Regions from separate parts of the Homo sapiens genome. Here all the other regions are linked to region 3. The links are chromatin loops, found by intact Hi-C in ENCODE. Cell type or tissue: ascending aorta. All regions are shown on one strand. Region 1 overlaps MINDY4 (MINDY lysine 48 deubiquitinase 4). Region 2 holds the start of INMT (indolethylamine N-methyltransferase). Region 3 holds the start of AQP1 (aquaporin 1 (Colton blood group)).

Region 1 (8,000 bases), 61 kb before region 3:
AACATGGAAAGAGTTTATAACAGTGTCTGGCACATGATAAATACTCTATATATGTGTGTGTGTTTTTTGTTGTTTGTTCGTTTTTGTTTTTGTTTTTGTTTTAGAGACAGGGTATCACTCTGTCACCTAGGCTAGAATGCAGTGGCACGATCATGGCCCACTGCAGCCTCCAACTCCTGGGCTCAAGCAATCCTTCTGCCTCAGCCTCCTGAGTATCTGGGACTGCACATGCCACCACACCTGGCTGATTTTTTGATTTTTCTAGACAGAGTCTCGCTATGTTGCCTGGGCTGTTCTCAAACTCCTGGCCTCAAGCGATCCTCCCACCTGGGGCTTCCCAAAGTGCTGGGATTACAGACATGAACCACTGCACCTGGCCACTGTTGGCTTTTAAAATCTTATTTGTTGCTACACTGAGAAGCTTCCAACTGAGAATTACCTGCTTCAGTAAGTTAGTGTAGAAGTGTTTGACAGGGGGTCTCCTTACTTCCAGATATGGAGTTTTTCCAGCTTAGGTGTTCTAGGCAGAAAGTACACTCCAGGCACGATTTTGTGTAACGTCTATCCATGTTGGGGAACACTGGTCACACCTGTGTTGTAGGAAGACACGCCCCCACCCCCACCCCATGTGTATGTGCAATGGTGATTGGACGGTGGGGTGAGATGGAGCAAAACTGCTGGTGGGGCACTGGCTGTAACAGCTGAACTGAGGGCAGAACACCCTGGCCTGGGCCACACAGCAGGGGAAGGGTGGGCATGAGGTACTCAGGATGTGCAGTTGACAGTACATGGCCATCATTTGTATGAGAGCAGGGCATGAAGCAGGAGCTGTGGGGGTGATGGAGTCACATTTGTGGGTTCTGAGTCCAGTCCTTTCTCCTTTTTCTGATAAGCTCTGCTTTCCAGGGCCCCCTTAGTCCTTGGTGTGGGCTCTCCTGAAACCTAGAGCAATGTTTTCTCATGGTGGTTTTCATAGTGAACCGTGACCTGGGCCAGTGCTCCCAGCAGCTGGGGCATCCGGTTCGGTGAATGCTTGGTAACTATTTCCTCCAAGGAACATGATGGGCTTCCTGAGGCCAAAGAAGTGTCAGGCAGTAGCTGTTTTATTTTCTTAAGTGCTTGAGTGCTTGTTGCTTGTCTCATTGGATTTGAAGGATTTCCAGTGTCAGAGGCTTGGTGTCACTTTCATATTAGATGTTGGAAATCCACTTTCCCCTTGTCATGGCCCAAGTGGGGACTTAATGGTTTCATAAAGACAATAGTCATACGCGCCATTGATTGAATAGTCACCACGTGCCAGCCACTGGTCCAGGGACCTTACAAACATCTCCTTTAAAGCCACGAGGGAGGTGCAGTGGTCATTGCCAGTTTATGGATGAGGAAACTGAGGGGCCACTGTGTTCTGTCACCTTTTAAAGTAATTGGACCACAGCAGCCTAGGTGTAGGTCACTGGCTATGTGTCCCAGGCACTGGGCAGTGACCACATGCTGCCCACTGTGGTGGGCTGGGTTCTGGTCTGGTTTCTTTTCTCCTGTCCTGGAAAAGAGGGACGAACTTCAGTATTCTTCCTCCCCAGCACAGTTCCGCATGGAGCTCAGGAATTATTTGGTGACTGAAGGCAGAGAACCCCCTCCTCTGTATTCCTTTGAGCCCTAGCAGAGTCTTCATCAAGTCCTTTTGTTTGTTAGGGAGAGACCAGCTAGCTTCCGTATGAGTTTTTTAAAAATTTGCAGAATCCAAGAGAAGCCTAGAAGTACACCTCGAAGGAGTCCTGGGAATATGAAATGGAAAGAAATACGTATATTCGGCTGTTTCCCTTCCCTCTCATTCAGTTCAGGCACCAGGGACCTCTTAGTTACCATTTTTATTATAGAGAGGTCTCTGCCATGTTTGATACAGCTGACTGCCTGTCCATTTGATCCTACGACTGTGTCGTGGCACTCTCTCCTCATTCTGCCCCTCTGACCCTTCTTCCTCTGCCTCCGCTGATTCCTTAGAGTTCCACAGGGTTCCACCCTTGGCCACGGTCTCTGTTTTTCCTCATTCTGTCTCTGGGAAATCTGTGCCCAGCCCCAGCTGCTCTCTTGGGCTTTCTACATGTCTGACAGCCTTATCTAAAGATCTGAGTGCATCTCAAACTCAGTAAGTCTGAAGTGTGACTCTTTATCTTCTATCTCCAGCTACCTCTTCCCAGCCACATTGTCCTTATTTTGCTTGATGGCACCACCATGTGCCCACTCAAAACACAGAGCTCATCCTTGAATCTGTCCTGCCACTCATCCCCCACTCTCTGTGTCTAAATGTCCAGCAAGTGAGGCTGCTGTCCCCTTGGCCCTGGCAGTGAATAGCACCTGCCTGTACGTGCTACTGACTCCAGAGGCTTGGAGGTGGGCATGGCCAGGGCCAGGGCAGGGTCCTGAGATGGCAGTCATTCCCGAGCACTGCTGGCTGGGCCTCCCAGTCCCTGCCAGAACTCATGGCACTTTCTCTCACACACTTCTGGGCCCCACCAAGCCTGCAGAGCCCTCTTTGCTCCTGTGGGCCCTTTCCTCTGCCTCCTCCTTCACCAGCCCCACCCAGGGCCTCCCACTTGAAGGCACCTCCTTTGGCCCTCAGCTGTGGAGACCCCTCTTTCCTGGGCTTTGCCTTGGGGCTCCTGGGCTGCAGGTGGCCCCTCTGCAGGCCAGAGAAAGAACAGGCCATCTGCGGAGGGGACTGCCTGACCACACTAAGTAGAGCTGCACCATCTCAACCTTGTGTCCACATGGGCATAAATGCCTTCCTTTTCTTGTCCGCAGGGGACTGCAGCCTTCAGATGCCCACCGGACCCGCTGCCTCGTCCTGGCCCTCGCAGACATTGTGTGGCGGGCAGGGGGCCGAGAGAGAGCCGTTGTTGCACTGTAAGTGGTTCCGAGGTCTGTGTTGCCGTGGCTCATCGTCTGCTGGCAGCTGCCGGCAAGCTGGCTGTGTATGCTCCTATCCTTGGGTCCTTCCGTTACCCACCCTGTGCCACATGCTGGGATGAGCCCTGCAAGCCAGCCTGATGTGCTGAGCAGCCGCAGACTCAGGGAGAGCCCTGGCCTTCCATGCGGCCCTGCGATGCCCTCTCTGGGCTCCAGTTCTCATGTTGGAAGGCGTGGTCTGTCTGCCCTGCCTTCCTCCTGAGGAGCTCTGGGGTGACCCCTCAGAGGAAGCCTCTGACCCCTGCAGCCAGCTCCTCTCTATAGTTCTCTGATCTGGAGGCCTCAGGAAATAGCCCCTCAGGTTGAGTCAGTCCTGACCCCACTGTACTGCTCTTCCCAGTCCCCAAAGCACACTGCCATTTGCTCTGTCACTTGGGTCCCCATCCCATAAAGACTCAGGGAGGTGAGGTGGAGCCCAGGCCCTGGACCCAGTTATCCTGACCCGCATCGTCTCTTCACCGCTGGCCCCATTCTACTGCATATAACCCACATGCAAGGTTTGCTGGGTCTTCAGCCTGATCCGTCAGAGTGGAAGCATCGCTGTCCCAGCTGTGAGGCTAAGCGGTAGTATAAGGAGATCACTTTTGGGGCCAAGGACCATACTCTGGGGGCACGTTGGTCACTGTAGCATATTGCTTCAGAGAAAGGACTCTTAGGTCAGACTCCCAATGCTGTTGCTTATTGGCTGTGTGACGTTGGGCAATGGATGTAATCGCTCTGTTTACTCATCTGGAAAATGGGGATGATTATAACAATTACTTACTTGGATGGCTGTGAGACCTAAATGAGTCAGTATAAAGAAATGATATAAATATGATTATCAGTTTAAATCATTTTATCAATATGAATAGCTGATAAATAATAATAATTGCGAAGTGCTTAGGACAGTGTCTGGCACATACTAAGCACCACGTTTTAGATATCGTTATTTGTTTTTGTTATTATTACTGTCACTTGTCTTTGGTACTCACCTTCCAGTTAACTTATTAACCCCGGCCCTTAGGATCTGCAGGGCAGCCCTGAGAACAGATGGGGCAGGAATTCAATTTCTCCCTGTTTTACAGATTAGGAAACAGAAGCCCAGAGAGGGAGGGTGGCTGGTCCAAGGCTACACAGCCACTAAAGGAGCACGGGGCCCCAAACCCGGCTCCGATTCCTGGACGTCTTGGGCTACACACCCCTGGGGACTGCACACCCAGGGGGAGCCTCGGAGAGGATGGAGGTGGAGTTCCTCCATCAGTGAAAACAAAGGGCAAGTCAGCATTCCGCAGTCTGGAAACACATTTGTCAGTTGTGGGTGAGAGTCAGACTTCCTACTGCCAGGGCTTGGGTTTGGGTTTGGTTATTCCAAGCTCTCCCTTTGCAGTCTTTTTTCCATTTCTTTTTTTTTTCTTTTAAATCCTGCTATTGGAGTTCTCTGGGCCCAGCCTAGTGGGTGAGTTCAAAGTGGGGAAAAATGAGAAACTCTTGGCTCCATTTTCTCTCTGGAGCCACCTTCTTATTTGTCCTTATTTAATGACACATGTGGTTTCGCCCCGGCTGGAGGGCACGCCTTCTCTCCACTCAGAGGACTCATGCACCTTCCTTTCCTTTTTAGGGCTTCGAGAACACAGCAGTTCAGTCCAACAGGGAAATACAAAGCAGATGGAGTCTTAGAAACAGTACGACTTTCTGGAAAATTATCACGCAAACTTTGGCTTTGTTTGGGGACTGTCTCCTTTCATATAAGTAAATCCTTCCTCAGCTGGGGACAGGCTGGCCTTCCGCAGCCCAGGTCCCAGGAATCCTCATCCTGGGATTAGGGTGGGGACAGACGTGGGGTGGCTTTGGGGATGGGCTCCTGCTAGAGCTGGCTTTACGGCCAAAAGGCTGACTGGCTTCCTGTCCCATCGAGGGTGTGCAGAGCTGAAGTCTGTATGGAATGCCTTTTGGTTAAGCCCCAGGCTTCCCTGTGTCCTTCTTCCTCTTTCTTTAGCATCTGCTCCAGGATTGTTGTGGGAGGGGGTGGGGCAGGGGTGGTAAGGAGAGGGAGAGAAAGTTAGAATGTGGGGAGGAACTTTAATAGCATGGAACACCAGCCATAAAGCCAGATCTAAGTCATACACAATCGGGGAAATAATGGAAGACATACATTTTTGTATTTTGTAAAATATAAGAGCAGTGAAGTTTTTCAGCTACCTCTTGCCAACCTCTTCACTGAGAATTTTTGTTTTAACAAATTAGTTTCATTTGACCTCGGTTTGGGCACGTGTTGCCCTGTGACCCTAACTGAGGGTCTCGCATTGTTGAATGTTTTCTCTTGAAGTGTTTTTTCCTGGCCTGCCTGAAAAAGCAAAGGAGACTCCTAAGGGCTGCTTCCTGCTGAACTCAGGACACAGCCTGTTGGCTTCCACCTGGCCTGGCTATTGTGATTTGGATATGGCCCCTGCCTTATCCACCTCCCTGCCAGCCGCCTCTCTGATATCAGTGACTCGCCCATGGGGTGCAGCCCTCCCCTGTTGGGGCCACACAGGATGCTGGAATTCTGGGGTCTCAGGCCCAGAGCTGCCGTAGGGCCACCTGAACCCTGACGACTCCAGCGGTACCGGCCAGCCTTTCACTCACATACAGGTATGGCCGTGCCTCTCAGCCCTGACTTGGAGATGCTGCTCTCTGACGCAGGGACATTCCCAAGTTGGATTTTGTAGCTACTAAAGCCAGGGAGCAGAAGCTAATTCAGGATGGGGCACTGCGTGGGGCTTGGGCCACTCATCCTGAGTGTTTGTGTCTTCTCAGCTTACGCTTCACAGTTTGACCTGCTATGAGGACCTGGTGACTTTTCTTCAACAAAGCATTCATCAGGTATGAAGCATGCCTTACTCCTGTGGGATGTGCGTCACTAAGCCTTCTGATTTCACTGTGGGAACAATGCTGTGAACTGGAGTTGTTCTCCTGTCGTCCCACCCTGGGATGGCGAGGAAGCTGGGAAGGAGTAATGCTGGCCCCTGGTTGGGGGCTGAGGAGAATGGACTTGGGGTGAGGGATCTGGCTCCTGCCATTGCATCCTCAAGAGCTGGTCCTGGAGGCAGGGCACAGGTAGCAGCCACAGCCAGGACTACTGACAGCAGAGCTGGACGGGTGGGGTCAGGACACAGGAAGCAGCTGTTAGATGGAGGTCACCAGAGCTTTCTCTCTGTCTGAGTGGAAGCAGCCGCCACTGGAATACAGGAGCTCTTTGTCAGTGGAGTGGGTCCTGGGACCAGCTGGTGAGGTAACCAGAAAGCGGCTTCTTGGGTGGGTTGGAGGGCTTAGCAGTGTGATACACACCTTGATTAGTATCCCTGGGGTGGCAGGGCTGCTCTGGGTGGGGGCTCTGGAGCCCCCCCGCCTGCCAGAGGAGAGCTGTACATCCACTCCTGGCCATGAGCTGGGCGGGACGTGGCCAGGGCCAGACAGCAGCAGATCACAGGGCTCCGGGAAGTCATGGCAGAGCTGTGGTATCACAGACTCTGTGGGGAGGGGCTACACACTCCAGGGGTAAAGAACACGGTCTCTGGAGCCAGTTGGCCTGACTTTGAATCTAGATTCACCCTTCAGTAGCTCCCTGACCTCAGGCAACTTTCTGAATCCTTCTGTACCTCACTTTCCTCATTTGTAAAATGTGGGTCAGAAGAACAGTGCCTGCCTCAGAGCATCGCGCAGAGAGCCTAGGGCAGCTGGGCTGTGCTTGATGTTCTCAGTAGTTGTTAGCTTCTGTTGTTGACATTAGGATTGCCATTGTAATGATGCTCTAAGGGCAGCCTTGAGATGGGTTCCTTGTAGACATGTAGAAATGAGAGGGAAGCATTACAGAAGGCAGGTGTGGCCTGAACTAAGGCCAGCAGACCCGCGACCTCTGAGACCCCCACTACGAAGCAGAGGAAGAACACAGACCTTTCTCTCCTGGTGTGCTGGCTGGTCCCTGAGCCTCACCTTGCCTTCCCTTTGACCTTCTGGATGTGGGATCCATTCTTTTTGGCCCCACAGAAGGCACTGGAGGGTTTGGTGGTAAGCCGGAGAGTGGGAGAACTTGCTGGAAATGGGACCAGGACTAAAGCTCCTGCTGTCAGACTGCCTTCCGCAGAACTTTCCCAAAGACCCTGAAGGCCTGGGCACAGCCCTGGGAAATGATCAGGCCCTGGCAGCACCAGATGTCCCTTGGGTAGGCAATGGGGCCTACCCTAGGAACAAAAGGAGGCAGGTGAGGTCACCGGAGGGGCAATCCACCTGAAGTGCTTTCACCCCTCAGCCTGGGGAGAGGCCTCAGGGCCTGTCCCAAAAGCATGGATTAGGATGGCTCCCTTTCTACGTGGGTTGCTCTGTCCAGGCGCATGGGAGAAGGAGTGCTGGCCGGGGCATCGGGAGCCCCAGGCTGTCTGTCCTTTGCTGCCTGTCCCCAGCTCTGGTTTTTCACTGGAGTCACTCAGTAGGCCAACTGCTGATGCGGTGCATCCACCGCCTGGCCTGGGCAGAGGAGGCCTGGAGCAGGGGCCTGGGGGCCCCCTTTGGCTTATTCCTTAGTCATATGTAGCCTTGGGAAAGTCACTGGGTCTCAGTTTCCTCATCTGGAAAATGGAAGATGGAGCAGTTATCAGGTAGCTTCCAGCTCTTCATCATCTAAGGGTGGTCCTCAAAGAAGAACCTTAAACACTTGGAGAAGGGTGTCTTCCAAATGCAGTACTAGGCAGTCTGAAGGAGCAGAAAGGAGACCTGCTGTTGATCCGGAGTGTTGTGAGAGTGCAGCAGTCACAGGAGAGGCGAGCAGAGCCTGATGGCATCCGTGTGTGGGATCTGGCCAGGGTGGCCAGGAATGGGATCACCTGGTCACACTCCCAGCTGAAGCAGAACGTGGAGCCACCAGAGCCAGGAAAAGGAAGTGACTGGTGAGGCTTCAGGGGCTAAGGTGGAGCCTGAGGGTGATTGCTCAAATGACCACAGATCCTGAGGCTTGTAGCTGCCCACTGATGGACTGGGGTGGCCCCTCAGCACCAGGACCTCTGCATCCTTGTCTATGAGAT
Region 2 (8,000 bases), 160 kb before region 3:
TGAAACCCCGTCTCTACTAAAAATACAAAAAATTAGCCGGGCGTAGTGGCGGGCGCCTGTAGTCCCAGCTACTTGGGAGGCTGAGGCAGGAGAATGGTGTGAACCCGGGAGGCGGAGCTTGCAGTGAGCCGAGATTGCGCCACTGCACTCCAGCCTGGGCGACAGAGCGAGACTCCGTCTCAAAAAAAAAAAAAAAAAAAAAAGAGTGTTGCCAAAGCTCTTTCCAAAATTCACCTTATAGTGATTTCAGGCAGCAGACTGTCATGTCTTTTGCAAATGGGCAAGTCTGGGGCCTCAGCTGGTGATGAGCTGCCCCTCTGCAGATGCTGTAAGAGCAGATGAAGGGAGACACCTTGGAAGGTCCCTAGCACTCACAGAGTACCTACTGTGTGCTGGGCATCACCTTGTCATCTTCACAACAATCTGCAAAGTACATGCTGATGCGCCCCCTTAGAGATGAGGAAGCTGAAGGTGACGTGCCTTACCCAGCAAAGGATGGAATTCAGATTCCAATTCAAGGCTCTATGCCCAAAGCCAAAATAAAGACGAACTCCAAGCCTCATCCTCACATTGCCCTCCTGTCTTCATATCTTCATAGAACTGCTTAAATGTTAGCATGCCTGGGAGTCACCTGGGGACTGGGTTATAATGCAGGCTCTAGTTCTGAGGTTCTGCATGTCTAATAAGCTCCAAGACACTACTGAGGCCACCACACTTTGAGCACTAAGGCCCCATCCCACCACCCAGAATCAAAGATGGTCAATTTTTTTTTTTTTTTGAGGCAGGATCTCACTCTGTCACTCAGGCTGGAGTACAATGGCACGACAACAGCTCACTGCAGCCTCGACCTCCTAGGCTCAAGTGATCCTCCCACCTCAGCCTCCCAAGTAGCTGCGACTACAAGCATGCACCACCACACCTGGCTAATTTTTTTTTATTTTTTGTAAAGGTGGGGTCTCCCTATGTTGCCCAGGCTGGTCTTGAACTCCTGGACTCAAGTGATCCTCCCACCTTGAGATCCCAAATTGCTAGGTGAGCCACCACGACTGGCCTTATTTTTTATTTCTTCAGGTTTTGAGTTCACAAGAAAACATTTCAACAGAGTGTAGATTTTAATCCATTTTTAAATCATAATTCTTATCATTTTATTGTGTTAAATGTAAATTTTCCTCTTTTCTAAAATTAACAGAGCTCATACTCTGTGGAATTTCAGTTCAGTGAGAAAAGTGTCAATTACATAATAAATGGTGATGGCATAACTACCTATCTGATTGGAAGAAAATAAAATTAGATGTCTACCCAGTTTATTAAAAATGAATTTCAAGCCTGGGCAACATAGCGAGATCCTGCTTCTGCAAAAAAAATTAAAAATTAGCTGAATGGGATGGCGTGTGCCTACAGTCCCAGCTACTCAGAAGGCTGAGGTAGGAGGATTGCTTGTACCCAGGAGTTCAAGGCTGCAGTGAGCTATGATCCCACCACTGCACCCCAGCTTGGGAAACCAAGTAAGATCCTGTCTCAAAAAAAAAATTCATATTGAAATCCAATTAACGTGAATTCTAGGTGGGTTAAAATGATTGGTGACATTGAGGGTCTTATATTTGTCCCAGCATTTCTCATGTCAGAATTGGCCTCTGCCGCTGCACTCTTGCATCTGAAAAGTCTTTGCAGGGCTGTGATCTCCTCACTGTGTGTACCTATCTGGATCGCTTTGTTCTCCTAGCCCTGGGCCAAACTCACTTCTCCATGTCACCAGGAAGGCTCAGGAATGTCAGTTTTGGGGGCTGTTCAAGTAAGGTTGACTTAATTGCTCTCCAGTGCTTGGCAGGTAAGAGACTTGCAGGTTTTCCTTGCTGTAAATAATGTTGTAATTAATACCCCTGTACATTTGCTTTTTCTGTATTTGGATTATTTTTCTGTATTTCTGCATTCTGTATTTTTCTGTATTTTGGATTCCCATACGTAGGATTCCTGGGTCAGAGTTCTAAAAACTTTTAGTATAAATAATTTAGGCAAATAATCACCAAATTTTTTTCCAAAAGGAAAATAGTGCTTTTTCTTTTTAATTTTTTAGGAAAAATTTTTAATTTTTCTCTAACAAAATATGAGATAATGTAATATAATGTAAAATAATAAATGTGGTTTTTTTTTTTCTCTTCAGGCTTTCTTCAATCTAGGTTTAGAAAATCCTCTCTTACCCAGAAGTTTGATAACAATTTGACCATGATAGCTTCTGTGGTTGATTTTTGGAAAGACATTTTAGCCTTTATTTTGGTGTTTTGTGTGAGACGAGGGTCTGAGTAGCTGCTTGCAACTCACCAGAGAAAACAATCTCATTTACACTGGCAAGTTCCCTCTTTGGACTCATTTCTTCACCCCACAGAGCCAGGCAGGAAGAGAAGTAGCAAGGTATCAGGGAGCGTGGAATGCTGAGATGGTAGTTTCCCTAATCTTGAAAAGGAGCTTGATCCTTTTCTTATCTGTCTGACTTTTCAAGTGGTCTTAGTTTCTTGATAGGCAGTTTGAAATTTGCCCCTTTGCTTACTATTGCAACAGAAGTCCTCTTGAATGGAAATTTCCTTGCTCTATTTTAAAAAAATATCACTGTATAGAAAGGTGCCTAAGATGAGGTGCACATTCTTAAAAGGGCCTGAAGCTTAGCCCTGTCATGAACAAAGTTGTCACATTGATGAAGGCAAACCTAAGGATAGTGGTTCTCAACCGGGGACAATTTTGCCTCCCAGGGGACATTTGACAATGTCTGGGGACATTTTTGGTTGTTGTAACTTCGGAGTGTACTGGCATCTAGGGGGTAGATGCCAGAGATGCTGCTAAAAATCCTATGACACAGTTCCGCACCCCCACCCAACAAGGAATTACCTGGCCTGAAGAGCAAATAGTACTGAGGTTGAGAAACTCATTCTTAGAATATATCCGTAAGAGGCTTCACTTTGAGAAGATTGCCATAGTGCTGTTAGGACCCTTGGTTAGGCCAGAGTCACGAGGCATGTAGGGATGGAGAAGGCCTGAGTGGTGGAGAAGCAGGTGGAAGCCAGAGGGTAGAGACTCTGAATGCCAAAGGGGAGTTTGGATTCATTCCTCTGGCAGCAGGAGGCACTGGAGGCCTTGCGTTAGGAGGGGCATCCTCTATCCATCCAAGGACATCCAGTTGCAGCATGATGTGTAGTTCTGGGAAGGATGGTCTCTTCCCGCCCTGTACAGACCCCCTAGATGCTCACGTCCTGCTGCAGGGGCTCTGGGTAATCCCTGGATAGTACATGCATGTCCACGGTTCAACTCCTTAAGTGTTAATGCTGGGCGTCTTCCATGTGCCTCTCCATTCTGCTTTCCATCCTCTCCAGGCTACTGCAAGTGCCAGGAAGCTGACATGTGGACTGTAGTCACCACTCCCTTCCCTCTAAATTTGGCAGGATATTGGAGGAAGGTAGGAGAAGGAGGTCTGGGTATTTATTCTTTAGCTACTCTATTAGTCCGTTTTCATACTGCTAATAAGGACATAACCAAAACTGGGTAATTTATGCAGGAAAAAGGTTTCATGGACTCACTGTTCCACATGGCTGGGGAGACCTCACAATCATGGCTGAAGGCAAGGAGGAGCAAGTCATGTCTTACATGGATGTCAGCAGGCAAAAAGAGAGCTTGTGCAGGGAAAGTCCCCCTTATAAAATGATCAGATTTCAAGAGACTTATTCAGTATCATGAGAACAGCATGGGAAAGACCTGCCCCAATGGTTCAATTACTTCCCACCGGGTCCCTCCCACAACATGTGGGAATTGTGGGAGCTACAATTCAAGATAAGATTTGGGTGAAGACACAGCCAAATCATATCAGCTCTTTTGCTATTGGCTGCTGCAGGAGGCCCTCTCTGCACAGCTCTGTCTCAGTCTCACTGGGATGATGGCTCCTCCATGCTGCTAGCCCTCAGGTTCTGTGATGGTGCTTTCTATGAGTCAACTTGGCTAGGTCATGGTGCCCAAATAGGTGGTCAGTCATGATCCTGGCTGTTTGTGTAAGGGTGTTTTTGGATGAAATTCACATTTAAACTTTGAGTAAAGAAGATCGCCCTCCATAATGTGGGCGGGACTCATCCAATCAGCTGATGGCCCAAGTAGAACAAAAGACTGGCCTTCCCCGAGCAAGAGGGAATTCTGGCAGCAGCTGGTCTTTGGACTTGGACTGCAACATTGGCTTTTCCTGGTCCCACCCTTCAGAGTTTGGACTTACTGGCCTCCACAATTATACAAGCCAATTACTTAAAATAGATCTGATTCTCTCAGTGTACACAAGCTGGGTTCTCTTTCTCTGAAGAACCCTGACTAATAGAGGTACCATATGTCTTCCTTCCACCCTGCCCACAACTTAGTTAGCACCGTGCCTTTATTGCACACTCCTCCAATCATGTAATGCGAGCCCTGCAGTTTCCTGCCTGCTCTGTATGCCTTTTGCAGGCCAGCACGACAGCCGCAGGCCTCCCTGGAGGCTGCCCAGGCACCCGCCCCTTGGAAGCCAGGCCCTGACGACCGCTGGGTGTTCCTGCGTCTGTGGCATCACCCATCTGTTGGGCCCTGTGGATTCAGAATTGTTTGTTTACTTAAAGCCAGAACAAGGCATTCCTGTCCTTCCCACTTTCAGGGCAAGAGGCCTGAACCTCCAGTGTAGCGGATTCATTTCTGTCCGGTTTGTGGCCAAGTCAGAGCCATTTCCTAGTGCCAAAAACAGAGACTGAGCTTTTTTCTGTCTGTGGGAGATTTTACAACCCAGTCCCATTTCAAAGAGAAGACTGAGGCCAGGAGTGTCTTACCCGGAGTAGCCAGGTGAGTCAGTGGCCAGGAAGCCAGGACCCCTCTGACAGTTTATGCTTTATGACCGGGCGCCCTTGTTCTCATTCATGGAGATTGACGACAATTTCTGCTCTTCTCCCAGTGACCTGCACAGTGATGCCAAGTCAGCCATTCTGCTCTGCCTCCTGGGGTCTGAACTGTGTTCTCCAGCAGGGATGGGGGATGCATGAAGCTGCACCCACTGCCTGGCCTAGAGAGAGCCACTGGGCCCCAGTGACCACCAGGCGACAAGATGGGGATCTCACTGTGCACTCAGGTCACAACACCTGTGACTTAGAGGAGTGACTTTGGTCCTTACAGTCAGTGAAGTGGGCACGCAGGTGGGGAAACATAGGTCTGACACCTACTTGGAGGCCACAGAGCAGCATGTGGCTGCCAGGGCTGAGAGTTGCACCCAGGGCTGGGCACCATCAATTGCCTTTGACGGACATGGGTTGGTCCCTAGAGGCAGCAGGGCCAGGGCGGCTGCAGCCCCAGCTGTCATAGCTCTGGGGTTGGGGAAACCTCAGGTGTGTCAGTGTGGCTGGGAGGTGGTGAGACATGCACTGCCTTCTGCATCCCCCTAGAAGGAGAAGCTCAAGGAAAGGCATACTTGGGAGGAGCCATGGGATGAGGCTGGAATGCTGGGGGTGGAGCCTGGAGAGCTTGGAGCCCTCATAAGACCTGATAGCAAGGAGGGGGCACATTTCAGGGACACCATGAAGGGTGGCTTCACTGGGGGTGATGAGTACCAGAAGCACTTCCTGCCCAGGGACTACTTGGCTACTTACTACAGCTTCGATGGCAGCCCCTCACCCGAGGCCGAGATGCTGAAGTTTAACTTGGAATGTCTCCACAAGACCTTCGGCCCTGGTGAGCAGAGGGTGGCCCTTCCCCTTGAGCCTCTCTCCAAGGAACCTGGATGGGGATGGGGAGACGGTGTCCTGGGGGCAGTCTGGTCTCCTCTAGGGGTTTTTGGGGATGGGCTGGGGGAGCTTCTGGGGCCCTGCCCCCTCTCTTTGGGCAGCTGTTATGCTGGAGGTTGAGTCTGTCTCCCCATGGCTCAGGAGCTCTGTGCCAGCTGAAGAGCACAGCCCCGTGCAGTTCCCACACTGCTCTCCATTAGCCCCTAGGTCTTTGGGGTGGAGCAGAAAAGGCTCTCCAGGTCATCATCAAGTTCAGTCCTGACCTTGCACAGCCAGGCCTCTGGGGCCCCCAGAAGGCCAAGGGCAAACAGCAGGGTTGCAGTGGGACGGGATCGCCTGTGCCCGGAGTGTGCAGCCTAGATGTGTCTGTGATGAGGACCTGGAAAAGCCCTGCCCTGGGACAAGGATTGCTAGGTGGGGTCTCAACCCTGAGCAAGGGGCTCAGACCCCAAGGACCTCAACTGAGCCATCTGCACGATGGATGGTGACTTCTGCCTGTCTCCCGATGATCACTGCCCTCCCCATGGTGACCCCATGATTTGATTGTGTCTTCTAAACTCAAGCAGCCGTGTCCTCACTTTAGGCACTTGACTGGGGAACAGTAAGGGTGAGTCTCCTGGTGGTCTGTGGGATAAGAGGGGGTTAAAAGGCTGCTGAGCCTGGAGGAGCAGGCCGGTGTGGGAGGCAGAAATCAGAGAACAGCCGGACTGGGTGTGACCAAGCTTGGAAGGCCAAGTGATGGCCCCACGCCAGGGCTCCAGACAGAATGTTGGAAGTCATGCTTCATTCCAGCTTCCAGGTGACCCTGGATTCACTCCTGGGGCCATCTTCCCAGATCATCTCCTTAGCCCCGGCTTCCTATTCCTGTATGCTTTCACCCCTCCCTCCTCCAAGGAACAAGAAACCCATCCAGGAAGGGCTGGACTTCCAGGGGAGGCTTCCAGCTCCCAGTCAGCCTGAAACTTAAAGGGCCACTGACCCCAGCATGTCCTCTCTGAACTCTCCAGCCCGAATCTTCCCCAGAGCAGGGCTTGGGCCTCTGTTCTCTGTCCCAGAAATATTATACTCTTGGCTTATGTTCTTGACTGAAAGGTATTGGGCTAATTGTTTAACCTTTTACAGACTCAGTTTTCTAATCTGCAAAATGAAAATAGTGATAGCAGTCACTACACAGGGTAGTTTTGAGGTGTAAATGGAAATTAACACATATAAAATATTTGGCATGAGGCTTGGCTTACAGGGAGCTGCCAATCCGTGATAACCACCAAGCACGTTTGCCCCTTGGGTAAGACCAGGGTGTGTGTCCTCATCCCTGTGTCTGCCTTGGGTCTCGTTTCTTTTACCCATCCATTACCAGTCTTTCCCTCCCACAGGAGGCCTCCAAGGGGACACGCTGATTGACATTGGCTCAGGTCCTACCATCTACCAAGTTCTTGCTGCCTGTGATTCCTTCCAAGACATCACTCTCTCCGACTTTACCGACCGCAACCGGGAGGAGCTGGAAAAGTGGCTGAAGAAGGAGCCGGGGGCCTATGACTGGACCCCAGCGGTGAAATTCGCCTGTGAGCTGGAAGGAAACAGGTAGGGGTGCAGAGGTTGGGGAGGGGGTTCCCAGTCAACCTTCTTTCTCAGAAGTCTCCCTGGCCTCTTTGTTGTCTCTGACATTTTCAGGACAGTAGGACCTTCAGGTATAGGACCAGATGTCCTGTGGTGGGGATAGAGTAGATGGAATCCCAAGTTTCAGGATTACAGCAGTTTTAGGGGCAAGACTCTGATCACAGGACTATGTTGAGGTGTGATATAGTCAAGTATGAACACTGAAAACCAGATGATTTTCATCTCTTCCTTCTTCTCTTCCTTCCTTACCCTCATCTATATATCTACCTCTCTATCTTCTATGTATCTAACTATCCGTGCATATCCATCCATCCGTCCACCCACCGGTTCATCCATTCATCCATCCATCCATCCATCCATCCATATTCATGCATCCACCCACCCATCCATATCCATCCATCCATCCAGCCAGCCAACTAGCCGTTCACCTATCCATCCATCTATCCATCCGTCCATTCATCCATCCATCAATATTCATCCATCCACCCACCCATCCATTCATCCATCCATATCCATCCATCCATCCATCCATCCACCCATTCATATCCATCCATCCATCCACATACATCCGCCCAGCCATCCATCTATCCATCCATCCACCCATCCATCCATATC
Region 3 (8,000 bases):
CCCCTCCCTCCCTCCCCACCCCCAACCCATCCTGGCACCTCTCTGGGCCTGCAGCCCCCAGATTTTGTACTGGGATTTCTGTCTGGTAACCAGGTCATTGGGGGCCCTTCCTGACAGGTGTGCAGAGAACTGCATTTGGGCTCTGGGATGGGGGCATCCTGAGTTTTAGTGCCAGCTCTGCCTTTCCTTGGCAAGTCACTTACAATCTGAGCCTTTCGGGGTTGCAGGAAACAGGCCCCAGCTGGACACTGTGTCCTTTCTTCCTTTCTTCCTTCTCTGGTTGGCCTGGATTTGTGGCAGATCAGGGAAAAGGAGGCGGAGGGGTTGGAGACGTCCCTGGGCCTGGGGCTCCAGCGGCAAGCCTTTCCCCTTTTTAGCCACATGGCCGGGTAACAGCCACAGGGCCCCTCGGAGGTGGTGGGCACGTGAGCTCTGTATTGGCATTCCTGGCCGTGCCTGCATTCTGGTGGCGCCTCCTGGCGACAGCCATGCCTTCCTCCAAAAGAATGGCACCATAATGGTGGTATTAAAGGCAGAGGCCACACTCACAAGGGGGAGAGGTTGGGAGATGCAAGGGGTGGTGGAGTGACACCCTGAGGACCCGCATAGCCTCCTGAGATTGGTGGGCACCTACTTGCCTGGACAAAAGTGCTTTGCCTGACCACTTCCCCCTGGTCCCCCTGGCCTCCTGCCCCAATGCAGAACAAGGGCTTCTGCTGAGTGCACACACACACACACACACACACACACACACACACACACACACACTCTGCAATACCTCGATCATCAGCCACCGTGTCCTCACCTAACCTGCGGGCCCTCACACCAAGATGGAAACTGCATGTGAACAGGAGCTGGTCTGTCTGGCTCGTGGCTGTCTCCCCTGTACACAGAGCAATGTCTGGCATGTGACACACACTAAACATTTATCCAACTATATGTTGGATAAATTAGTAAGTTCCAGATGACTCTCACCCACATGGGCCCCCTGGAAAATCATGGGTCCTCGGCTGCACAGATGCTGACCCAGCCACGGACACCATCATGGACACACGGGACATGCCTGGGTCCATGCAGGCCCGTTTTCCTGTCTCTGCCACTCTGCATGGCCACACTGGCCTGAGTTCAGTGGCTCCTTGCGGCCTGGTGCCTGCTCTGCCCCTGCTTCTTTCCTCAAGTCTTCTTGGCTGGGTCCCAGCACCCGACAGCCTCAGAACATAGCAGGGCAGGGACAGGTGAGGGGAGGAGGAGGTGTGTATGTCCCTCAGTAGACATGGTCTACGGGAGATGCCCAGGAGCCTGTGGCCTGAAGGGAAATGGCCATGTTCCAGAGGACCCTGGTCTAAGGGGTGCCACCCCTGCCCTCAGGAGCCAGGTCTGCAGGAGAAACAGTTTGCCCTCCAAAACTTCAAGGTGAGGGGATCCTAGCCCTGCAGAGAGAGCTCTGGTTGGACGCCCCTGAAACTGACCAGAGAGCTCCTCATGTGGGTCAGTGTCCCTGCCAGGGCATGGGGCCAGGGGCCAGGGGCCAGGGGCATGAGGGAGCCTCCCAGAGACTGGAATGCTGAGCCAGGGCTCCTCAGAGGAAAGGATGTAGAGGAGGGCCCAGGAAGTAGCCCAGTGGGGCCAGTTTCCTCTCCTGGACAGCTAAGAAAGTACTTATGACCTTCGGCCACCTGGGCTGTCTGAGCAGGCAGGGCCTGCTGGCCACCACCGTCCTGTACAGGCACTTAGGGGAATGAATCTTCCCCACCTGCAGCCCCAGCAAACACACACCAGGCTGGTCCCTGGCAATTCACCCCAAGAGCCAGGCCACAGCTGGGCAGAGGGGTGGCCAGTAACAGCTGGTGTCATTCTCTGCAGGATAGCCCCTGGACAAGAGGCATAAGACCCACTCATCCTTGCCCTGCCCCAGGCACACTTAGAAAAGTCCTCTCACCGGGCCTCAGTTTCCCACCTATAAATGGGAAGATGCCAACACGCCCGAGTGGGACTGTGGTGGGGCAGGCAGGAGGTGGGAGGAGAGCCCAGATCATCCCAGGCCTTCCCTAGGGGACGCAGGGGGACCCTCCCTTCTGGGCCTGGTTCTTCCAGCACGTTCCATGCAGCAGGCAAGAGGGCCAGGCCCAGGGGTTCCTGACAGCTTGCTGGCCCTGGAGTCCAGATTCTTGTTTGTTGGCTGGCGCTAGGCCTCTGGATTGGAGATGCCCGGGGCACAGGCGGCCCACGGGGATCTGCAGCAGGGCCTCGGCCCCTCCCTCTGCAGGGGCTCGTCTGGTCCCTCCCGCTCTCTGCCTCTCCTCATTTATCTCTCCCTTTCTGCTTCTTGGCTCTGGGTCCAGTCCTATCTCCCCTGTTTCAGTTTGTCTTTTCCTAGCCCTTTGCGCTCTCTCTGTCTCTCTCAGCCCTGCTTGTCTCACTGTCTCTGGCTGGGGGATCTGTCTCTTTCACTTCCACTTTTGCTCTATTTCCCTGCTACTGTCTTTCCTTTCTCCTTGTCTGTCTCTTCTCCTCCCCTCAGCCAGCATCTGTCTGTCTCTGCCTTTCTCTCCTGCTCCCTCCCTCCCTCCTCTCCAGCACCTTCCAATGCCAGGTGGGGCTGCCATTCCTTCCACCTTCCCAGTGACCCGCCAGTGTGACTGCCTTGAGAGGAAAGTCCTAAACTGTCCCTATCTTCACCAGCCTGCCCTCAAATCATTGGTTCAAATCGCTGTCGAGAAGTTTGGGAGCTCCCAGGGCGGGGGCTTTCTAACAGCTCTGCCTAGCTCGGGCCTGCCCTCAACCGCAGCATGCAGGGCAGCCACAGACAACCTCTCTGCAACTTCTGATGCCTCCGTGCCCCCATCCACAGAGCCCTGGCTCTGGGGGACTGGGGACTCTGGGACATCCCTAACATGGCATGCAGTGGCGGTGCGGGAGGACTTGACTGCCCCTCTGGAGCCCTGGGCCCGGGGACTCCAGGCCAGTGCCTCTCTGGGTCGGGATGGGGATGTCAGGCCAGCAGGATCATGGTACCTGCCTCCAGGGAGGGCAACGTCCACCCACTGAGTCCAGCCCGCCCACCCCACCCACTCCGGAGCACCTGGCTCTGCCCTCAGGAACTCCCTGAGCTTTGCACACAGGGCCGAGACACCTGGATTTCTCTGGTTCCCTGAGTGGGGCCAGCTTGGAAGAATTTCCCAAAGCCTATTAGAGCAACGGCTGCCTCCTGCCTGCCTCCTTGGGCTGGGCAGGGCTGAGGGCGGAGGGAGAGAGAGAGAGAGGGAGGGGGAGAGGAGGAAGGAAAAAGTTGGCAGGCCGACAGCACAGCCGTGTCTGCATCCATCCAGAGGAGGTCTGTGTGGTGTGGGGCGGGCCAGGAGCGAAGAGAGGCCTTCCTCCCTTTGTGCTCCCCCCGCCCCCCGGCCCTATAAATAGGCCCAGCCCAGGCTGTGGCTCAGCTCTCAGAGGGAATTGAGCACCCGGCAGCGGTCTCAGGCCAAGCCCCCTGCCAGCATGGCCAGCGAGTTCAAGAAGAAGCTCTTCTGGAGGGCAGTGGTGGCCGAGTTCCTGGCCACGACCCTCTTTGTCTTCATCAGCATCGGTTCTGCCCTGGGCTTCAAATACCCGGTGGGGAACAACCAGACGGCGGTCCAGGACAACGTGAAGGTGTCGCTGGCCTTCGGGCTGAGCATCGCCACGCTGGCGCAGAGTGTGGGCCACATCAGCGGCGCCCACCTCAACCCGGCTGTCACACTGGGGCTGCTGCTCAGCTGCCAGATCAGCATCTTCCGTGCCCTCATGTACATCATCGCCCAGTGCGTGGGGGCCATCGTCGCCACCGCCATCCTCTCAGGCATCACCTCCTCCCTGACTGGGAACTCGCTTGGCCGCAATGACGTGAGTGGGGTGTCCCTGGGCTTGGGGGGGTTCTAGAATGATGCTGAAAGGCACTGGTTCCATCCTCTGCCCATTGTGCAGATGGGGACACTGAGGAACGGAGAGGACAAGAGGTTGCTGGAGGTCACGTAGAGAGCTGGGGGGAAGAGCTGGGGCTGGAACTCAGCTATGCATGCCTCCCAAAGCCTGTTTTCTGCCAGGCACTGTGGGAAGCTGAGATCCAGAGAATAATGGTCTTGCCAATGTCCCCTGCAGGGCATCTATTATGGGGAATAAGCTTGGCCAGCAGTTCCTCGCCCCTTGGCTGTAGCTTTTTGGCCCTTCTCAGTCCTGCCTGTGCCGCCAGCTCCCTCCTCCTGCAGCCCTGCACCCTGGGGAAACTTTGCCCGCTGTCCCCAGCCACCCTGAACCAAATGCCCAGCCTGTCTGCAGCTGGCTCTGCAAGTGTGTGAGCAGGACTCCCTCAGGGAGCCCCCCATATTCACACTAGTTTCCAAATAAACCACCTCTAGGAATCAAGAGAAAGGCCCTCTTCCACTCTTTTGCCCCTGAGATTAGACAAAGATAAGGGAGTGAAAACACTCTCTGGGGCTGTTTGAAGGCAGTTTTCCTGGATTACAGTATGGGCTGGGGGGCAAGCGCTGGGCTCCATGGTCTCTAGGCACTGAGAGGTGTGGCGTGTGTGTGCATGTGCGTGTGCGTGTGTGTGTGTGAAGGTGTGTATGTGTGCATGTGTTTGCCAGCATGAGTCTCTGTGCTTGTGTCAACTGTGTGCATGTTTGTGCTGCTGTGTAAGGGTGTGTGGGGGTGAGTTTGCAACACGTGCCCATGGCTCCTGGCTTGAATGGGGTCTGGACTGGGGTCACTAATGACAAGCAGATGCTGGTGACTGGGTGGCAGCTGTGGAAAAGAATGTCTCCTGGGCTGCTTAGCATGGCAAATTGGCCCTGGTGGCAGCTGCCTGCTGTCCCAGACACGGCCTTTCCCAGCTCCTCAGACAAGTGCAAACTCAGGCCGGGCTTGGGCCACAGCAGGGGAGGATTTGGCCTGAGAGACTGGGGAAGGCTTGGAGGATGTCTCTGAGGGCCCAAGGGACAGGTGAGCAGGCCTGGGGGTGCCCTTACAGGGAGGGAGAGAAGCCAAGGAGCAGAGAGGAGGACTCGTCTAGAGAGATGAGGCTGGCGGGGCTGTGGGCAGGGCATGTGGGTGTGGGGACGGTGTGGGCCATCTCTGAGGGCGCCTCAGAGATGGCAGATAGTGATTACAGCAGCTGTCCTCTCGCTTCCCAGCCAAAGTTCAGATCCTGCGGCTGGCAGCCCAGGAGAGGCTAGGTGAAGGTCTGGTGCAGAGGGCAGCTGGCTCAGCCTGGCCATGGGGGGCTTAGCACTTCTGTGTCACGGTGACACCTCACCCAACCTCCTCTGCAGCCAACCTCTGCTAGGCCCAAGATTGAAGATTAGCTCCGTGGGCTGGAGTTTAGACTTTAGCCAGTTTAGACGTGGCCGCGGGGGATGTACGGGACAGAGCTCAGGCAGGCCACATCAAGCTCTGCCCCCCCAGGCCTCAGTTGCCAGTGGGTGCAGAGCTTGTGGCCTCAGGGAGTTCTGCTGGGTAGGGTCAAGCTCACACTGAAGCTTGGCTGGGTATGATGGGCTGGGGGAGCGTCCCTGTAGGGGAGTGGATGTGATTTCCAGGCTTTCTGGCCCCGTCTCTTCCCTCCCATCTCACAGGGCGGAGCCTCTGCACCTGCTGGCGAAGGCTTCACCCTCTAGTATGCGCATCCGAGGCAGAGGCGGGAGGGTGGGCCCCTTCTGTGCCATCTGGAACAGAGGCCACACCAGCCTCCCGTGCCCCATTCCCTCCCTGGCCTTCATTTTTTATAGTCACCCCAATACTTGGGCTGGGCGTGTTGCAAATGGGAGAGAAAGAGGAGCAGCCTAGTGTGGGGTCCGGCCCTGGGCTGAGAGGCAGACACCTGGGTTCAAGACGTGTCCACTGCTAACTTGTTGAGCTTCTTTGGAGCTGCGGACCCTGACCCTCGAGAGGGAACTCAGGTCTTGTGACCTCACAGCCACACCCAGACAGCCAGCTCACTTCATTGCTTTGAGCTTATCACCCATCCCACGAAAGCTGGCTAAGAGCAGCCCAGCAGGGGCAGTGCTGAACATAAGGGCGCTTAGCATGATGGTGGGGGCTCAGGCGCTGTCCTGTCCCAACAGTGGAAGGGTGGGGTTCAGGACCTCAACTCTGGGCCTAGAAATAGAGAAGGTACCCCTCTAAGGGCTCCCGTCAGACACTGGCCCTGGAACTGGAGGGGCCTCAGGGGTGGCCTGGATGCCTCAAGAGGAGCAGGGAACAGTCTGGGCAGCAGGTGACACACTCTCTTTCATGACCTGGGGTAGGCTCCTGCAGCCTCTCTGGCCCTGAGCCCCAGCCCAGTCAAAACCTGGGTGGGGCAAGTGGTTGGCATGGAGATTTCCAAGGAAAACAGAGAAAGATGTGGCAGGAAGTGGTTGGGGTGAGTCAGGGGGTGTCCCTTCGGGACATGCTGGGGACAACTTTCTCCTGACTGACTCAGGGCTCAGGATATGCCCTAGAGAGACCGTGGGCCTCCGTCCAGCCTGCAAGGTCCCGGCTAGTTCTAAGAGCCAAATACCAATTTTGGCTAAGGGTGAGAGGCTCTGAGGCTGGGGTGGACACTCTCACCTGTCCCTGTCCTAGCTCAGCCACTAACACCATGTGGCATCACACAACAGACTGGCCTGTGTGGCCCTAGTTCCTGTCTATGAGATAGGGACATAGCAGGGTGTGGCTGGGCTCTGAGAAGTAGGAGATGCTGGTGGACTCAGGATTCCTGGCATTTGCTGGCTTTTTTCATTCTTCTGCTGTCTGGTCTGCTCAGCCGGCTCCCTGCAAGCATGACCAGGGACTGCTGGGTGCTCAATGCAGGGCTGGGTTAGCCCGGCTCCCTCCCGAGAGAAGCCCACAGCCCTAGGTCAAGATAAGCCAGTGCCCAGCTGCCTGTGATATGAAGCAGGAGGCAGATGCGATAAGAGGTGTCAGGGCGGGCCCGGGAACTTTTGAACTTAAGGGGTGGGAGGGCCAGGAAGGCATCAGGGAGGAGGTTTCGTAGGAGCCTGAATGTGGAGACACTGCAGAGGGAAGGGGCAGAGGGACTGTGTGAGCAAGCACAGGCTAGGAGGAGGTGAGGGCCGTGGTACGGGAGTTGTTGGGTATGGTCAGGCTGGGGGTGCATGGGAGGAGGGTGGTGAGGGCTCAGGATTCGGGCCAGGGGCTGCATCCGGGGGAAGGGGTCTGGATTCCCAGAGCCTGTGATTTCAGCCCGCTGGGCTCAGGCAGAGGGCAAAGCTACCCTCTTCGGGGTCTTCTCCCAGCCCTGCTAATTCCAGGCCTGACTGCTCAAGAAGTGTTTCTACCTGCAGCATCAGGGGCCTGACTGAAGCCCTAAGTTCTCCCCTTTATCCCGTTTTTCTGGGCTTCAGTTTCCCCAGTCATAGAGTGAGAGGCCTCTTCATGCCACCAGTTCTCCCGGGGGTGCTGCTGCCTCCTCCAGAGCTCAGGGGAGGGATGGGGAAAGGAAGGCAGAGTTTCCATGTCCCTGCCCAGCCCGTCCTGCCCAGGGAGGGGCTGGGGGCTGGGTGGTGATGCCACATCTGGGACATATAATTACTGTTTCCGCCAGCCCCAGATGAGGGGGAGGGCACAGAGATGGGGAGCTTTGTGGTGGAGACTTCCCTCACCATGGAAAATCCTGACGCTGCTTCCCCTTTAGGGACCTCAGAACAGCCCAGCCGGTCCCAGTGTTGCCCACCCTGATGCTTGGCCCTGACTGGGATTTGCCCTGGGAACTCTGAAGGGGCCATGCTTTGAGAGGGGACACGGCCTCCTGGGATACCTGTCTGAGGGGCTCACCCCCTGCTCACCACTCCCAGGCCACAGCCTCCTGTCACACCTTGCCTTCCCTTCTCCACCCCAGGCAACCTTCTAGCAGCATGAAGTGGCCATTAGCTCACTGCAAGCCAATTCCAGATGGTACCCCCACTTAGTCTAGGGCCCCCACCCAGCAGGGGCCATGGCCCTTACCTTCTGGAAGCACCAAT

What was found. Hi-C counts contacts between places; a loop is a spot of excess contacts. Peaks named below come from ENCODE experiments on the same cell type or tissue, not always from the same donor. Only the 100,000 strongest peaks of a DNase experiment are listed, where the experiment ranks them.
Region 1: a loop joins it to region 3, with 3 times the contacts of the local background. A loop is called at or near these places in 6 of 110 quality-filtered maps.
Region 2: it touches region 3 in a loop (2.4-fold over the local background); 7 of 110 quality-filtered maps call a loop at or near these places.

The regions. Positions count from the first base shown.
Region 1 is chr7:30,847,655-30,855,654 of GRCh38, forward strand. MINDY4 (MINDY lysine 48 deubiquitinase 4) reads left to right here. Exons shown (of 18, transcript NM_032222.3): 10 at 2,800-2,901; 11 at 4,562-4,625; 12 at 5,740-5,805. INMT-MINDY4 (INMT-MINDY4 readthrough (NMD candidate)) reads left to right here. Exons shown (of 20, transcript NR_037598.1): 12 at 2,800-2,901; 13 at 4,562-4,625; 14 at 5,740-5,805. Among named protein-coding and RNA genes, the nearest start is that of AQP1, 60 kb to the right of the region's middle. RefSeq lists enhancers at 807-876, 5,901-6,803. In ascending aorta, no CTCF peak of the experiment used is centred here; DNase peaks (open chromatin) are centred at 4,167, 4,507 and 4,787; H3K4me3 peaks cover 1,678 bases; H3K27ac peaks cover 7,790 bases.
Region 2 is chr7:30,746,590-30,754,589 of GRCh38, forward strand. INMT (indolethylamine N-methyltransferase) reads left to right here and starts at 5,546. Exons shown (of 3, transcript NM_006774.5): 1 at 5,546-5,715; 2 at 7,142-7,349. The coding sequence starts at 5,562. INMT-MINDY4 (INMT-MINDY4 readthrough (NMD candidate)) reads left to right here and starts at 5,546. Exons shown (of 20, transcript NR_037598.1): 1 at 5,546-5,715; 2 at 7,145-7,349. In ascending aorta, no CTCF peak of the experiment used is centred here; DNase peaks (open chromatin) are centred at 4,127, 4,522, 5,562 and 6,602; H3K4me3 peaks cover 3,205 bases; H3K27ac peaks cover 5,778 bases.
Region 3 is chr7:30,908,415-30,916,414 of GRCh38, forward strand. AQP1 (aquaporin 1 (Colton blood group)) reads left to right here and starts at 3,439. Exons shown (of 4, transcript NM_198098.4): 1 at 3,439-3,879. The coding sequence starts at 3,496. RefSeq lists an enhancer at 428-927. In ascending aorta, CTCF peaks have their summits at 3,211 and 6,072; DNase peaks (open chromatin) are centred at 3,347 and 6,317; H3K4me3 peaks cover 5,785 bases; H3K27ac peaks cover 8,000 bases.